2 separate regions of the Homo sapiens genome follow, and region 2 is linked to region 1. Evidence: chromatin loops called from intact Hi-C (ENCODE). Cell type or tissue: Caco-2. All regions are shown on one strand. Each heading gives the region's core, and the rest is flanking DNA. Links, peaks and the distances in the headings are about the cores only. Region 1 overlaps BMP3 (bone morphogenetic protein 3). Region 2 overlaps PRDM8 (PR/SET domain 8).

What was found. A loop is a pair of places that touch in the nucleus more often than their neighbours do. Peaks named below come from ENCODE experiments on the same cell type or tissue, not always from the same donor. Only the 100,000 strongest peaks of a DNase experiment are listed, where the experiment ranks them.
Region 2: it touches region 1 in a loop (21-fold over the local background); 8 of 110 quality-filtered maps call a loop at or near these places.

The regions. Positions count from the first base shown.
Region 1 is chr4:81,037,258-81,042,638 of GRCh38, reverse strand. All of the region lies in intron 1 of BMP3 (bone morphogenetic protein 3), which reads right to left. Among named protein-coding and RNA genes, the nearest start is that of BMP3, 9.2 kb to the right of the region's middle. In Caco-2, for the core only: a CTCF peak has its summit at 2,397 (motif pointing right); no DNase peak of the experiment used is centred there.
Region 2 is chr4:80,200,150-80,205,530 of GRCh38, reverse strand. It overlaps PRDM8 (PR/SET domain 8), which reads right to left. Exons shown (of 4, transcript NM_001099403.2): 2 at 5,232-5,381; 3 at 4,010-4,241; 4 at 1,202-3,617. The coding sequence ends at 1,999. Among named protein-coding and RNA genes, the nearest start is that of PRDM8, 5.3 kb to the right of the region's middle. RefSeq lists silencers at 2,506-2,605, 3,066-3,145 and an enhancer at 3,508-4,707. In Caco-2, for the core only: a CTCF peak has its summit at 3,177 (motif pointing left); a DNase peak (open chromatin) is centred at 3,180; H3K4me3 peaks cover 1,238 bases; H3K27me3 peaks cover 139 bases.

The sequences.
Region 1 (5,381 bases), core at 220-5,219:
TTCTAGTCACCTTGTGACCTGCTGTTAATTAGCCTCTACCTCTGTGTCTAATCTACAACATCGTTTTGTAAAAGTCTCAGAATCTGTCTTACTGCCTCTTCCAATGGCTCTCATTTTAAACCAGTGCTTTCTTATGAAGTCAAAGCCTGTTGGTCCAGTTGCAATTTCACTACAACCAATAGCAGCCCTCAGACAAATAACCTAAGCTCTTTAAGTTTTGGTGTGCTTATCTATAAAGTGGGTCTAGTAGTAGCAACTATAGAGTTGTTGCGAGGATTAATTGAGAGAAGGCACATAAAGCACACAGAAAGTATTCAATAAATGTTAGCTAACTAGAACTGTGGTTTCCAGTATGATAGTATGTAGCCACTTACATTCAAATTGAGATGTGCTGTAAGTATAAAATACATACTGAATTTTGAAGACTTGGTAAGAAAATGAATATAAGATATCGTAGCAATACATTTTATATTAAGCCAGTGTGTGTTAAAGTGACTTTATTGAACTATATTGCATTAAATATATTATTAAAATTAATCTCACTTGTTGCTTTTCACACTTTGAAATGTGGCTACTAAAATTTTTAAATTACATATGTGACTAACATTTGTGGCTCCCCTTATATCTCTATTGGATGGTTGTGGTCTAGAATAATCACTAGTTTTGTAGTCAAAATGGAAAGGAAAAAAAAAAGACTATGCCATGATGATAATACAAGCTGCCGAAGGTGTTAGCTATGCTTGGAGCAGAATTGGGAGCCATTAACTTTACCCAGGTAGAGGCAAAGAAACACACAGGTAGGAAGTAATCTTTGGACCAGACTTTTAAAGATGAAGGAAGAAAGAAATCTTGGTGAGGGGATGGAAGGAACACATTCTAGCAGTATGCAATGCTGTATGTCTGGAAGCTTTTGCAAAAGAAATGTTGCCAATGTTTTAAATAGAAAATATAAAAATACTTACAATTAACTTAGTTATTGAAGTTCTAGTAGTTCTATAGAATTGAAGTTCTAGTGAATGTCTAAGTCATCCAAGTTGAGCAAGGAATGGCCAATCTGAAGGCTAACCAAAGGCATTATGTTATGCCCAACACTTGATGTGTTTGCTCTTGTTATTTCCACCTAGGCTAGGGATCTCTGCCTGTTCTAGGTCCTCTCCCTCCTGGGTTTAAAAAAAACCAAGAAGCAAAACAATAAGCTAGAATTATCAGCCATTTCACAAAGCATTCATTGACTTTGACTTTTCTAACCCATACTTTATTTTTGCCTTCTCTGATTCTAAAACACTTTATTTTTGTGTAAGTTAATGATCTTCTCTCCAAAGCAACTTAACAAATAGTTGCTGAGCATTTACAATGGATGAAAAAAATTGTAATAAGCGAGCAGCATGGGGTCAAGTGAATGTATATAGAGAAGTAAATAAGAGTGAGGTAAACGGCTTCCTGCAAATAGCAGTGCATGATAATATCTACTCAATTACTTTCATGCTCTTTTACTTTTTAGATTTTATATTAACTTGTAAGGTGAGTAACTTTCCATACTTATGAACAGAAGATTTGCATTGTCTCTCTCTTCCCCATGAGTTGTAGCACAGCTTTATCTATGCACACAAATATCTACGTTTGAATATCAGTAAATAAAAAATACCTTAATATTCACCTTTTCTAGTCTTCTGAAATATTCAGATACTTATCTATTGGGAATGATTGAATCAAAAACCTGAAGTGTACTTCCTGATTAATAAGAGCAAACCGATATAATAATGATAAAAAAAAGGGTGGATTTTTTCAGGTTACAAAAAATACTTATGCGTTTTTAGGCTGTGGATAGTATTCGGTACTAGAAAATATTAATTGTATGCTACACTGATCATCTAAATATATCTGGAATTGCATGCCTCATTTTGGGTGCTCTCATTGTAACCAGTTTATTAATGCAGAAGAGAGCAACTTGGAAAGTAACCCAGATGTTGAGGGGTCTGGAAACTATCTCATAGATTTGAGTTGAATAAATAAGAAAACATTGCCTGGAGGGAGAAAAAAAAGTTTAGCAATGATATGAGAATTATTTTCCAATATTTAAGGGACTGTGGAGAGATCAGGGTTTTTCTTTCCAGTGTCAAAGATGAGAATGCAGTCTAACGGTGATAGTTAAATGGAGGCCAAATCCAAGCCAATATAAGTCATGACTTTCAAACTGTTTTACTTAGTGAGATCCATCTGTGGGACTGGGGCAACTGGAGGTAAGTCAAGACTATTACAGGAGGATGTTTTTATGGTAGAGTAGAGTGTGAAAGTGAACGAGAGAACGTCTCATCCCTTGCAAGTAACTATAACCGGCTTTGTTTTCTAGCTTTCCCCAAAGAAATATTTTGATGCCAAAATGTGACTACCAATAGGTGGTGCTATTTTCTTACTGTTTGCTGGCACTGGCACATGGGAATGTATTTATTGCAGCCTAGTTAGGGTTTACCATTAGCATTATAATCTTATATTTTGAATTTTCTAGAGTTTTAACACCTGAGAATTGAAAAGGAGGTTGGAAGTCAGGTGAGTTTCTGAACAAGCTATACTCTCTTTTACACACTTGTTGGGACTTTGCACCTGTTGCTGCTTCTCTCTGCAATGTCTCTACCCACGATTTTTCTCCTTGATAATCCAGATTTGTTTTTTAAGGCAAGGCAGAGATACCATTCCTGGATGCAAGCTTGTCATGACAACCCATTTCCTTGGCTAGGATCCTGCCTCTATTACCATTTTCATTACACCTTTGCTCCTTCTTAAGGCCATAAGTTCCTTAAAGACAAGGCTCTAAATTATATCAGACTCTTCAGCCTCCAACACAGGGCTTGACCCTAAAGCTTTTTTTATATGCATGAGCAAATTTAGTTCAACCTACTCATTAGAGAAATGCAAACATGAAGGACCCTAGGAGTTAGCAAGCTAGCTAGCAATTGACTTTGGAGAGAAAGTCAGATAGGCGTTTTAAAAGGAGTTTGATTATTATATAAAGGTAGAAGATTTATTTCTGTTTTTATCTAAAAACAAAGCACTTGAACCTGATGAAACCAAGGACTCATTTCAGGAAGTCGGGTTCTGACTTCGGGACTTAAGGCCAGCCATGCTATTGCAACACTTCAGTGCCTCTCCAGGAGTAGCTGAGGCTGTGTCCAGGGAGTGGTAAGGGGAAGTTCACCTTTGTGCTGGCCCACACAGAACGTTTGCAAGGGGAATTAGAACATACAATGGAAAGCTTTCTATGTAAAGTCTGATTTTAAAACAAATAGACTAAATGAAATCTTGATGATTAGCTAAATCCCCAGGAAGCAGGGAAAACATTTTAGTCATACAGAAAATATGTGACAAAGAACAACCACCTCCCGCTGCCCCAACTTCTTTCTTCAAACAAAATACAGCTGCTAGAAATGCCAGGGGTGCCTAGGACAGGGACACATCCACCCTCAGTCACTGGCTGAATATTTGCTGCAGATTACTTAGTCAAGATTGCAGCATCCCTGTGCTGCCTTTAACTTTCAGGCACAGGCAAAAGGAAGAATTCTACAAAGAACACAAAGTCATAGAATTGTGTTTCTCCTTCATAGTCCCAGTCAAATGACTGTGCTTTATGGGACCTCAAAACAACCATTCTCTATGTCCAAAGTAAAAACAGCCAAAGATGATATGATGTATGTTTTTCTAGAATAGTAAAATGTTCATTAATCAGTTTATCTACTCTTAGCCTCTGCCCAAAGGCATTCCTAGACTGTGAGTGCTGAGAGGGCAGACCTATGTTCTATAGATCTTTGAATTCCTAGTACTTCACACAGCCTGGAGCACTTAAGTCCCAAAAGGTATTTGTTAGGTGTGTTGAATGAACAACTCTCTAAACTTAACAGATTTAAAAGTGTTTCCTACTTAACACCAAAGCATAAAAACTTTCAAGTAATTTCAAGTTCCCAAAATCAGCAAGAGCCCTTCTTGGGTATAAATACCATATGATATTTCCTTTCAGTTCATTAGAAAAGAATTATTATAATCATTGTATATGAAGTAGAATAGTATTGCCATTTAATATATAAATGGTAAAATGCCCCATAAGAAATTCCTTCAAGGCAAGTTTATTTTTAAAGGATATTTGCCTGGCTGATAGCTTTTGAACTATCTCATCTTTTCTCCTGAATATGTAACTCAACTCAACTGAAGTATTTAGTGAGTGTCAACTACATGGCAAACTGTGCTAGGTCCTCAGAACACAAAGATGAATTGAGATAGACTCCATGTCCTCCAGGGACTTGCTTTGTAGGCCCCTGCTCATACCATATTTTTCTTCTAGCAAATTTATTATATCATAAACTCTCTGCAGCTATGAGTGAAGGGTAAGCAGTCTTGATTAACTTATTTTGAAGACTTCTTTATGGCAAAACCATCATAAAGGCAGTAATATACCTTCTAAGGTATATATTTTAAAAAGCTTACCATTATATAAGTCAATAAACCATTTGTTTATGGATAGGCCCACTAAAAGGGCCAGATGAGATCAGGAATAACATGATAATCAATTCTAGATTTTAAGAGGCTGGTTTTGATATAAAATACTCAAAACTCTAGGGACAGAAGCTTAGAGCAGTGTTTCTCAAATATGGATCAGAATCTTGTAGATGGCTTTTTAAAACACATATTTCTGAGCTCCGTCACCAGAGTTTGATTCCGCGGGTCTAGTATGGGCTAGAGAATTTCTAACAAGGTTCTAAGTAATACTGATGCAGCTAGTCCACGAACTATACTTTGAGAACAATTAACTTCAAGAAATCTCTCTAAAAAAGCATAACCCTACACCCCTCAGCCACCATGGTCAGGACAGAAAATAGTACATTTGTTGAATATAGGTTTGGGATATCATAGATTGCACAGATGATTACTAACTATTTTTACATCATCATCTGTGCTACAGACAAGTACATATTATCAACATTTGAGATATGTTTAATGCTTTGTGGAAAGCCAGAGGGAAATAATCTCAAAATATTAAGAATGTTAGAATACCTAATTTATATAGGACTTCAAAACTTTTAAAGCATCTTTGCATTCACTTTGTCAATTGAGTTTCACCATCTTTCTGTGAGACAGGCACAGGAGGTATAACTTAACCCATTTGATAGATGAAGAAACTGAGAATAGCAATATTAGATGACTTTACTTCTTAGCGGTTCAGCCAACCATGGAAGTTAGATCACCTAACACTTAGCTTTAGGTAATAGAAAAAACAAAACACTAATAATCTTTTCTCTACTTGAAAACCATTTCACTTAACACCAAGTACAGCAATTACCCTTAATTCATCTTTAAATTAATTTCATGCAACTAAAGAGAAAGGTTTTTGAAGG
Region 2 (5,381 bases), core at 239-5,238, 840 kb after region 1:
AAGAAATGTAGCAAATATATATATATATATATTTGGATGATCTTAAAGAACCACACCTGCTTTTTTAGCAATCTAGGTCACATTCCCAATAGGTACATCATTTTGCTCTATACCTACTCTTAACCTGCTCCCTGCCCTAATCATAACTTGCTTTGTAGAGGTCCTAAAATAATGAAGGCTTTAATATCCTGTTAGGGAAAACCATTGCAAAGCCTGTAATGAGACCTTGTATACACTTCCCATGTCAGACCTTTTCACAAGCTTCCACCTTCATATACAGGGGAGAGTCTTCAGGATGTGAAGAAAGGAGAAAAAAAATGAGACAACTCCTGTGATAGCTAAACCAGTGCAGTGCCTGTTTCCAGAGTGACTATGAAGATGCCTGTGGATTAAGTGCATGCTATCCTAAGGCCTAAAGAATTATCGTTCATTTGGTTTTATGTCTAATGGTTACTGGTCGTATCACATACACCTAGACTTTCTACACTCAATATTTAATTAGTTATCAGTATGTAAAGAGTACAGAAGTACTTTTCATAAAGGGAAGAGTAGAAAGAGGAGGGCAATCGTCAGGTTTTTCTGCATTGTAATGTTTCAGGACGCGTTTTTTGCAGAGGCTATACAGTTGTCCATGCCTTTAGAAGGAAAGATGGGCCTTGCAATACATAGACCATGATCAAACCACGGTCATTCCACCTTGGTTTTTAGGGAAACTCCCCACAGGATCTCTAAATAGCTTATGACAGAATGCCATTGTAATGACATTAGAGTACAAGATACCCTTCTATTTAGCCATCACTAGTAGAACCTAAAGTGGGCTTTTCATCTGGTCTCACAGATCCCAGCCTGAACATTGTTTGTCTCAGACCATTTGTGAAGATGCTAATTATCCTGCTGCTGAAAAGAATGCTGGTGTCCCAGTGACAGGTTAGCTGCATGGCAGGCATCTTTGTCTAAATGATTTGTCTTTGATCAAGATGCACAACACTTTCCAGCTAAATATTTTCGAAGTGATAATAAAAACTTATCTTCTTTTAGGCTCAAAATTGGCTTAGAGTACATAAATGCAAATGGTGCCAGGTTTATCATTCTCTCTTATGCTGTTTCTTCCCTTCTTTTCAGGAACTCAGTGAAAATAAGTGACATTTACTCAAAGTATAGTCCTTAACTACAACGATAAAATTTAAAAACTTTCCAAATATTTGCTTTGAAGAAAATAGTCATTTATTGTCAAAGCATCCAACATACTCGGATAAACTATAAAGTTTAATAAATATTTCCAGGGATAAAAGAAACACATAACTATTCAGACTCCATTTCACTGGCACAAAATTACACTTTGTATTAAAAGAAAATACATATGTACATAATTGATGACATTCTTCATTGAAGTCCATTATCATTTCATTATACATGCACTTCCCCCTGGAAACTCAAATTGAATGGTGATCCCTTTTTATTCATTTTGTTTATTTTTGTAGGAACACAAACTGTCATCAAGAAATGCAGAAAGCATCTCACCCTCCTCCTTTACTTTATATCTAAAATAAATTTTGCCCTTACATATAATTATTACATCTAAATCGTAAGTGCTTAATAATTTAAGTAGAAACGTATGACAAATGCATCAATATGTTGCAATATATGACATTTTAAAAAATGTACCTTTGTTTTGGGGAAAGTGAAAATGCGTGCATTCAAAAGAAAACCCCCTCAAACAACCCACCCAATCAAAACTCCACCATCCTGGCTCTTGTGTGTGAGTGTGTCTGTGTGTGTGTGTGGGGGGGGGTGTGTGTCCCGGGTAAATATTTGAATGAGGTTCCTGGGAGGAGAGGACGTGTGTGTGCGCGTTGGGGGGGCGGGGGGGCGGTGAATGTATGTGTCTTTGTGCAGGGTTTCGGGGTGCAAGGAAGCGGTGGATGTTCTCGCGTGTTTATTCCTGCAGGTGGCTTAACTGTGCTTGCGCGCGCGTGGAAAGCTGGGGTCCTTTCCGAGTCAATTATGCGAGGTCATGTGCCTGGAGAGGTGGTGGCGCTCCCTGAAGGACTCATTGCAGATGGGGCACTTGAGTTTCTCCTCTCGCCGCCGCTTCACCAAGGGCTCCATCGCATACTCCTTTTTGTGGTGCGACCTCATATGGTACACCAGGTCGGAGGTCATGCGGAAGGAGGCATTGCACTTGGCGCACCAGTTCTGCGCGGGCAGACACAGCGAGGTGAAGGAGGGCGGCAGCAGCGTGAGCGCCGAGGGCAGCTGCAGCTGCAAGGGCCCCGCGGCCGCCGCCGCAGCCGCGGCTGCAGCGGCAGCGGAGCTCTTGGGCCAGAAGGCGGTGGCGTACAGGAAGGGGCTCTGCTTAGGCAGGCCGCCGCCGCCGCTCGGCAGGGACCCGCAACCTCCGTTCAGGTCCGCGGCCCCCTGGAGCTTCACCGCTAGAGGGTCCGCGGCGGCGGGATAGAGTCTGGTGGGGCCCACGCCGTCGGCGGGGTGGCATGGCTCGAGCGCGCCCAGCTTCTGGCCCAGCACCAGCGGGGACAGCTGCGAGAAAGAGCGTGCTGGCTGCGAGAAGGCGCTTTTGCGCTCGTCCGACGCGGCGCCCTGGCCCCCGCCCGCGCCGCCTGCGGCCCCGGCGCCCGTTCCGCCCCCACCGCTGGTGCTGCCCGCGCTGCCCAGCTGCGGCACCGAAGTGAAGGCGCTGCCCCTCGCAGGACTGCCGCCCTCGAGCCGGCTGGGCAGCGGGCCCCCAGGCCGCGGGGCCAGCAGCTTCTCGGCGCCCACCGGTGACGCGGCCGCGGGCGTGGAGGAGCCGCCGCCGCCGCCAGCGTCCTGGTCCTCGGAGGCGACTCCCGCGCCGTCGGCTGTCCCCTCCTCCTGCAGGCTGGCCGCGCGGGCAGCCTTCTTCACCTCCACGAAGGCGCTGCGCTTCGCCTCGCCCGTCTCGGGACTTGGCGGCGCGAAGAGGCGGCCGTTCTCTTCCAGGCCGAAGTAGCTGCCCGAGGCTCGGTACTGCTGCGGTGTGCACACCAGATCCTCCTTGGAGGCCGGGAGGGGCCGCTCTACGAAGCGGCCCCGGCCCCCTACCAGACCAGCGCCACCGCCGCCCTCCGCCGCCTCCTCCGGGAATTTCCTCTTTCCTTTGCCGCCGCCCGTGGCGATGCCGTCGGGACTCAGCTCCGCCTCCTGGTGGCCGCCGCCGCCGCCGCTGCCGCTACCGCTGCTGAGGCTCTGGGCTGGGGAGCAGCTGCTGCCTCCCCGGGAGTTTTCCAGCTCCCTGGCCAGGTTGTGGAAGTCTGTGGATGGCTTCGCGCTGCTGCCGCCGGCGGCAGCGGATGGGTTGCTGCTTTCCGGGGAGGGGGATGGGTAGTGGTGGAGGGGGCCGGCTTTGCAAAACTTGGGACCCGGGCCTAAAGGTGCCTCCTGCTGCTGCTGCTGCTGGTCTTTGCCACCGCCGCCGCCGCCCCCGTGGTCCTTGGTGCCCACGCCGCCGCCTTGTTCGTCTTGGGGACTTATATCAGCGCTGTGAAGTCTCTTGGGGCAGCGGAAACGCAGATGCGCCACATAGGGGAACTCAAACTGGAAACGTTGGCTGCATTCCAGGCATGTGTAAGGGGACGACCCTGCTTAGTGAGCAAACACCACACACACGCACGCACGCACACACACACACACACGCACACCACATGATTACTCAGCATCGCCCCCAAGCCAGTTTGCCACCATCCCCTTGACAAATCCACCTTCATTTCTCAGGGCCTGAGTGCCTGAGAAAAGAATGACCAACCTGATCTAACTTTCCCTCCTGATTTGGAGGGAATACAGCAAACAAGCAAGTTTCCTCGCTTTATCCTCACCTATCTGTTTAACTTCATTCCAGACTACATCTCAGAATCTTCCTATGAGACACCCGAAGGGAAGAAAGGCGCGCCAACGCGCCGGGTGAGCCCCTGCCGCTCCCTGCGTCTCTCCCCCGCTAGTTAAGGGCCCACACGCCGGTCGCGAGCCAACCTACCATTCATTTTGTTGTGGGATCTAGAGGGGCAGAGCAAGAGTAACTCAGTCAGTTCTTTCCCGTACCAAACTAGTAACTCCTCGTCTTTGGCAATCCTGCGGAGAGAGCGGTAGAACAGCTGTCCGTTTTTTATGTAGGCTTCAAGGTTCTGCTCTTCCTTATCTCTGGCCGATTGGACCAACCGCAGCCACATGAGACCTTCTGAGGAACCATTTGCTGCTGAGGTGTCTACCTGCGGTTTGAAATAAATGAAAGAAGACAAGAAGGAGAGGGGGAGAGGGACCCTCATGAGGGAATGAAATCAGAAGAATCAAGACCATTTCTTCTATGTTAGTCTTTTCCAAAAATTGTCTGAGACCACGCTTCCAAAAGTTTGGCCCAAGCTGGGACCTGTCCTCATGTTTGTAACCATTAGGCAAGATAACCATTCTTTGAAACACTGCATCAATCATATAGTTTATTTAAGTCACCGTTTTTATATATTGGTTGAATACTAAATGAGGAAATTTCTTCTTATAATTTAGTGTTAACCCCTTGAGAGTTTACTTCTAAGTTATTCCACATTACAAAGGTATGGAGAATTTTGTTTGTTTCAGAAATAAAGCAAGCTTAGATCTTAGAAATTATGCTATGGCAATCATGTTCCTAATCTTGGCTAGAACAATTAATAGATTTTCTTTGTAAAGAAGAATAGGAAATGAGAGGTCTGAATCTTCCAATTCAGACATATGGATTTGATGATGCTTTACTGTCAAAACCATAAACATTTTTATTTAAATACAAACTCTGGGCACTAGCTAATATTACCAAAGAAACTAATCTTTAGGGGATGAAGAAGCCTCCTCAAATGGAAGGCAGATGTACCCAATACTTGTCAAAGAACTTGCAGAAACTAGTTAGTATGCAAATAGCCTCCACCCCAGTGAAATCTCCCAGAGTTTAGGAAGTCGTGTTCATCACCAGGATAATCCAGAACTGAAGCACTGATTTAGATATTTCTAACATTCCAAATCAAATTTTGTCATTTATTCCAAAAAATCAGTTGACAATAATTTGAGTTTAATTTTCCTTTTCTAATTTTTGATGTGTGAAATGGGATTGCTTGCATTATTGCATTTTTCCACAGGCAAAACCTATCTCCACTTGTCATTATAATTATTTTTAGTCCATTTCCAACAGGACATTACCCTCATACACCTACACAGCTACAGTGGAGACTTACCCGAAAGATATACGGTACTGTTCTCTTGTCAGTAGACTTGAGAGCTATGAAAGCTATGCTGTCATATAGGGAAGTATGGCTCAGGACACAGGGACCAAATATAGCATTCTCAGGGATGTCGCAGGTGGTGTAAACGCTGGTAAAAATATC